Linked DNA regions of Homo sapiens: region 1 is linked to region 2. Evidence: chromatin loops called from intact Hi-C (ENCODE). Cell type or tissue: gastrocnemius medialis. All regions are shown on one strand. Links, peaks and the distances in the headings refer to the core of each region. The heading gives the core; the rest is flanking DNA. Region 1 overlaps PEF1 (penta-EF-hand domain containing 1). Region 2 has its middle 16 kb from the start of PTP4A2.

Region 1 (2,905 bases), core at 301-2,800, 310 kb before region 2:
TGCCTGGCACCTGCAAGCCTCCACAAATATTTGGACAAATGAACACCACTCTAAAGAGTTTTGTTGGGGCTTTATGCCGGAGAAAACAGAGCACTATAGAAGGGTTTCCAATAGGAGAGGAACGTGATGAGAACCTTGTTTAGAGAAGTAACCAGCGGCGGTGTGGAGGATGAGCCAGTGAGGGAGGCAGTAGCCCAGGTGCTGGGCAGGCAGGGCATGAACCAGACAGCACACTTGGGGATGAAGAGAACGGAATGGATTCTGAAGCTATTTCAGAGATAGACCAGACATGACTTGGTGACTAATTAGATTAGGAAAGAGATGGAGGAGGAGTGAGGAAAGTGTTCAGAATGACTCGGGTTTCTAGCTTTTGCACAAGATGAAGGAGGTGGAGCCAACTGAGACAGAATGCAGGCTGCACAGGAAGTTTGGGGAAGAAGATGAGGTGGTCCCCACCTCACAGAGGGTCACCCAGTGTCACTGAGTTGTTAGCAAAGGTCTGAACCAGAAATGAAAAACAGCATCCCTGACTCCACGTTCTTTTACACTACTCCATGCTCCCAGCCCTTTTTAGAGTTTTTCCAAGAGTTATTTCATACTGATAAACAGGATTGTGAAGGCAGGTGGAGGGGAAGGACAGGAAGAGTTCAGTAACTGCAGCTTCTGAAGCAACACAGAAAAACTATCTCTAGGGCTCTGGCTGATTGCAAATAAGCTACATCTGATGCCCTGGGGGGACTGGGGGCAACAAACATTTACTGAGGCTCTGCTAGGTGCTTCCAGTTCAACCAGCTCTCACTAATCCTCAGTCCTGTGAGGTAAACAGTGTCATCTCCATTTTGCAGATGAGAAAATTAAGGGGCAGAGAGTTTAATAACATGCCTGAGATCATGCAGCTAGAATGGGCAAGTTGGGATTCAAGTCAGGGTCTGCATGACTCTACACTACCCCCTTCTGTTTGTTCACTCAATAAATGAGTGAGTGCCTAGCATGTGTCTGTGTGAGGGACTGTGCTAAATGTCTTTGTCAAATATAATGAATTTCTACTGTGGACAGAGGTAGAGGGGAAGGCTGGATTGGGTGATCTCTCAGAGCCTTCAAGCCCAGAAATCAGGGACTCTTAGAAAAATCTCATTCTTTTTCGTCCCAGCACCTAGAGTCACTTTGAGAGCCAAGCCACATTTTGGAAGACACCCCAAAGACTCTTCAGTTCAACCTCTCAGTTAATAATGGAATCTCTGCAGAACCACCTGGAATCTCTACCTGCACTTGCGCAAGCAGTAGGGAGCTTACCTCCTCCCAAATAACCACCTCAGAAAGTCCGGTATTTTTTTTTTCTTTCCAGTTCTGAGGACTCAAGTCTTCTAACCTCAAGACCCCTGTGAAGCTTAAAGGTATCAACGGCTGTTCCAAGCTGAGCCCTGATGACGAATGGAGGAGGGAGCATTGCAAAGACAAGTTTGTACCCCAGAGCTACCCTTCAAGTGCACAGGAGGAGGTGGGAAGCCCAAACTAAGGGGTTAAACAATCACAGGAAGACAAGAGGAACAGTTCAAGCATTCACCAGCAGAGCCACTTGAAATAGGAGAGAAGCACGCAACCAATAAACAATGAGCCAAGAACCATCCCCAGACTTCAATTACCTCTGTGCTCACACTTTCAAATCTTTCCAGCTTCATCACTCCTGAGCTACAGACCCACATATCCAGCAGCCTACTGGACCTTCCCTCCAAACCCATGCCTCCCTGTGTTCTCATCTCAGTGAATGGAGCTCCGTTCTGCTTAATCATCCAAACCTAAGGCCAAGTTTTCTCAAATCTACCTCCCAAGTGCTTCTCAAATCTCCTCTACCAGGTCACAGTTCTCTTTAGCCTAGATTACCTCAATAGCGTCAAAACCGGTATCCCTGCCTCCTGTCTCTCCTGCTTCAATCCATTCTCACAGCACCCCACAGTAAGCACTCCAAAGCACAAATGGGACAAAACACTTCACTGGCTCCCTCACTACTCTTAGGATGAAGTCACACTCCCCAAAAAGGCATACAAGGCCCTTTGGGATCTGGCCCTTGCTTACCTTTCTAGTCTTATTTCCTACCCCTTTCCCCCACATCACTACAACTACACTGAACTTCTTAAAGTTCCTCCAAAATACTAGGCTGTCTTACCTGCTTCATGGGCTTTGTGCAGCTATTTCCTCTGCTGGAATAGCATTCCTTTCTTCACTCAGCTAATTTCTACCAGTGATTCAGTTGTTGGCTTAAATATCACCTCTTTTAAAAATGCACCCCTAGACTGAGTTAGGTATCTCACTCTCCCGTGCTGTACCTTACACTTACTCCCATTGAATACTTATCACATTGCCTCTTCAATCTGCATAACTGCATTACTCCTCCACTTGGAGTATTCTACATGCCCAACACCATACCTAGCACTTTACGTGGATTTTCTCATTTAATCTTTAGAGTAATTCTGAGGTAGATACTATTATGACCCCATTCTAAAGAAGGGAAAACTAGTCCAGGCGTGGTGGCTCACGCCTGTAATCCCAACACTGTGGGAGGCTGAGGCAGGTGGATCACCTGAGGTTAGGAGTTTGAGACCAGCCTGGCCAACATGGCGAAACCCCGTCTCTACTAAAAATACAAAAAATTAGCCAGGTGTGGTGGCGTGCGCCTGTAATTCCAGCTACTTGGGAGGCTGAGGCAGGAGAACTGCTTGAACCCGGGAGACGGAGGTTGCAGTGAGCCAAGATTGTGCCATTGCACTCCAGCCTGGGCGACAGAGCAAGACTCTGTCTTAAAAATAAACAAATAAATAAAAAATTTTTTTCAAAAAAGGGAAAACTGAGTCTCAGACTTTTGCAACAAACTTCTGCAAGGGAGTGACAAAGCAGGGATTTGAAATCA
Region 2 (2,905 bases), core at 160-2,659:
TAAGGGTGTTTCTAGACTTAGATAAGAGAATATATGTATGTAAACCGCATAGCACCAGCATACAATAAAATGATAGCTGCTTTTGTGTGTGTGTGTGTGTGTGTGTGTGTGACAGAGTCTTACTCTGTCACCCAGGCTGGAGTGCAGTGGCATGATCTCGGCTCACTGCAACCTCCACTTCCCAGTTTCAAGTGATTCTCCAGTCTTAGCATCCTCAGTAGCTGGGACTATAGGCGCGCGCCACCGCGTCCGGCTAATTTTTGTATTTTTAGTAGAGACGGGGTTTCATCATGTTGGCCAGGCTGGTCTTGAACTCCTGACCTCAGGGGATCTCCCCACCTCAGCCTCCCAAAGTGCTGGGATTACAGGCGTAAGCCACTGAGCCCGGCCAGTAGCTGCTTTTTTGTTTGTTTGCTTTTGAGATGGAGTTTTTGGAGTTTCACTCTTGTTGCCTAAGCTGGAGTACAATGGCATGACCATTGTACTCACTGCAACCTGTGCCTCCCAGGATCAAGTGATTCTCCTGCCTTAGCCTCCCTAGCAGCTGGGATTACAGGCGCCCACTATAATGCCTGGCTAATTTTTTGTATTTTTAGTAGAGACGGGGTTTCACTATGTTGGCCAGGCTGGTCTCGAACTCCTGACCTCAGGTGATCCACCCGCCTAAGCCTCCCAAAGTGCTGGGATTACAGGTGTGAGCCACTGCGCCCGGTCTTTTGCAAGCTCCGCCTTCCGGGTTCAAGCAATTCTCATGCTTCAGCCTCCCGAGTAGCTGGGACTACAGGCATGTGCCACCACACCCAGCTAATTTTTTGTATTTTTAGTAGAGACGGGATTTCACCATGTTGGCCAGGCTGATCTCGAACTCCTGACCTCAGGTGATCCACTCACCTCAACCTCCTAAAGTGCTGGGATTACAGGCATGAGCCACCACGCCTGGCCCCTATGGTAGTTGCTTTTAAGTATAGAAATGGAATTCCTGATCGAGAGCCTCATAGTCAGATATTATTATTGTTATTATTATTTTTAAAAATTTCTCTCTTTTTTTCTTTCCAGGCTGGTGTCAAACTCCTGGCCTCAAGCCATCCTCCCACCTCTGCCTCCCTAAGTGCTGGAATTACAGATGTTAGCCACTGTACCCGACCTATTGTTAATAGTGTTACATGTATAGAGAACCTGGCACTTAGTTGACACACCAAAAACTTTACTTCCCAGCCTTTTCAGACCCTTTCCTCAGGCCACCCCACCTTTGCCTTCTCTTCAGCTTTCAAATGTGTTGGCTACTTCCCTTCCAGGCCAAGGAGGTGCTGCTGGAGGTCTGTGTTCCTTCCATAGCATCCCCCTTTTCCCCTCAGCCAAATGAAGCGGAGAGGGCTTGGGCCTGACCCAGTGGCCTGCCCACGTGGCTCCCCTGGAGACCGAGGTAGGGGAAAAGGCAGAGAGTGCGTCAGTCCTGATGCAATCACAGGCTTAGTGCTTGGCTCACTTCCTCCTCTTTGGGTGTTTACGGGAGCCTGGATTCCACAGGAACCCTTGGAAGTGTGCACTGACAACAGAGTAGGGGGCAGACAGCATACAAAATTATCCCTGCTTCAGGGACAGTTCAGGAAGAAAGTGATACTGTGCCTGCCTGGGCCTCACATGCCCTGAGCTCAGGGACACGGGAAAGAGATACCAGGTGTCAAATCAGAGGCAGGGGAGGCAGGCAGGGAGGAAGGAGCCAGGACAGGGGACAAACCACTAGCTGCTGCCAGGGCCAGCTTCCAGACACAGCTCAGGGAGGCTGTGAATAGGCCCTTTATCTAAGCTGAAGTGGGGGAAAGGAATCACAGAAGGGGGTCTCAGGTGATAAGGAGCCTCAGAACAAGCTCAGGGGATCTTGTCCCTTCCTTCTCAGCAGAAATCCTAGCAGGGGAGAAGCTTCTTTTTAAGGATTTTGTTTTCCAGCCATTTGCCCAGGATCTTCATTTGGGAGGCCCCTCCTCAATCCCACAGGCCTTACTGGGTCACCTAGAGAGGTCCTAAGAGGTGCGGTGTTGCACAGTGGTTAAGGACATGGGCTTTTGGCAGTCAAGTCTTAGCTCTTCCAGTGACTGGCTGGATACCCCAGGCAAGTCATTTCACCTAACTCTCAACTCCCTACGTCAAACAAGGATAATAACAAGTAGTCAACCCCAGAGATAAAGCCGGGAGGCCCATAGAACATTGCCTGGCAATGGTAAAAGCACTCAATAACTGTTAGATATTGTTATTTTTATTAAGAATAAAGGAGCCGGGCATGGTGGCTCATGCCTGTAATCCCAGCACTTTGGGAGGCCGAGGTGGGCAGATCGCCTGAGGTCAAGAGTTCGAGACCAGCCTGACCAACATGGAGAAACCCTGTCTCTACTAAAAATACAAAATTAGCCAGGTATGGTGGCACATGCCTGTAATCCCAGCTATTTAGGAGGCTGAGGCAGGAGAATCGCTTGAACCCAGGAGGCAGCGATTGCCGTGAGCCGAGATTGCGCCATTGTACTCCAGCCTGGGCAACAAGAGCGAAACTCCATCTCATAAATAAATAAATAAATAAATAAATAAATAAAGGCTTGGAGAGCCATTTTTTTCTCTCTCTCTCTGAAGCTGGGGCCCAATTGTCCTTCTTCCTTCAATATCTAATGACTGTTTCCCAGCTATCAGAAAGGAATCCAACTTCCCCTCCCCCAGAGCTGTGAAACTGAGTAGCAAAGCTTGCTCAAGCTCCTGAGTCATTCAGCAAAACCAGCCCAAGATAATCAGTGGATCAAGGAAACTAGATGCAGAGTGGGGAAAACCCAGCCGCAAAGCTGGGGCCTTCTCGCAGGGCAGTTCCCTCTGCTGGCCCCTCTGGTGAGCTTTCACTTCAGGTTCACAAACAAGACAGCAT

What was found. Peaks named below come from ENCODE experiments on the same cell type or tissue, not always from the same donor. Only the 100,000 strongest peaks of a DNase experiment are listed, where the experiment ranks them.
Region 1: it touches region 2 in a loop (2.3-fold over the local background); 4 of 110 quality-filtered maps call a loop at or near these places.

The regions. Positions count from the first base shown.
Region 1 is chr1:31,639,436-31,642,340 of GRCh38, forward strand. All of the region lies in intron 1 of PEF1 (penta-EF-hand domain containing 1), which reads right to left. Among named protein-coding and RNA genes, the nearest start is that of PEF1-AS1, 3.2 kb to the right of the region's middle. In gastrocnemius medialis, for the core only: a CTCF peak has its summit at 1,565; a DNase peak (open chromatin) is centred at 376; H3K4me3 peaks cover 1,816 bases; H3K27ac peaks cover 2,500 bases.
Region 2 is chr1:31,953,388-31,956,292 of GRCh38, forward strand. No RefSeq gene overlaps it. Among named protein-coding and RNA genes, the nearest start is that of PTP4A2, 16 kb to the left of the region's middle. RefSeq lists enhancers at 876-1,654, 1,436-1,505, 1,655-2,431, 2,432-2,905, 2,439-2,905 and 1 more. In gastrocnemius medialis, for the core only: no CTCF peak of the experiment used is centred there; a DNase peak (open chromatin) is centred at 1,444; H3K27ac peaks cover 2,355 bases.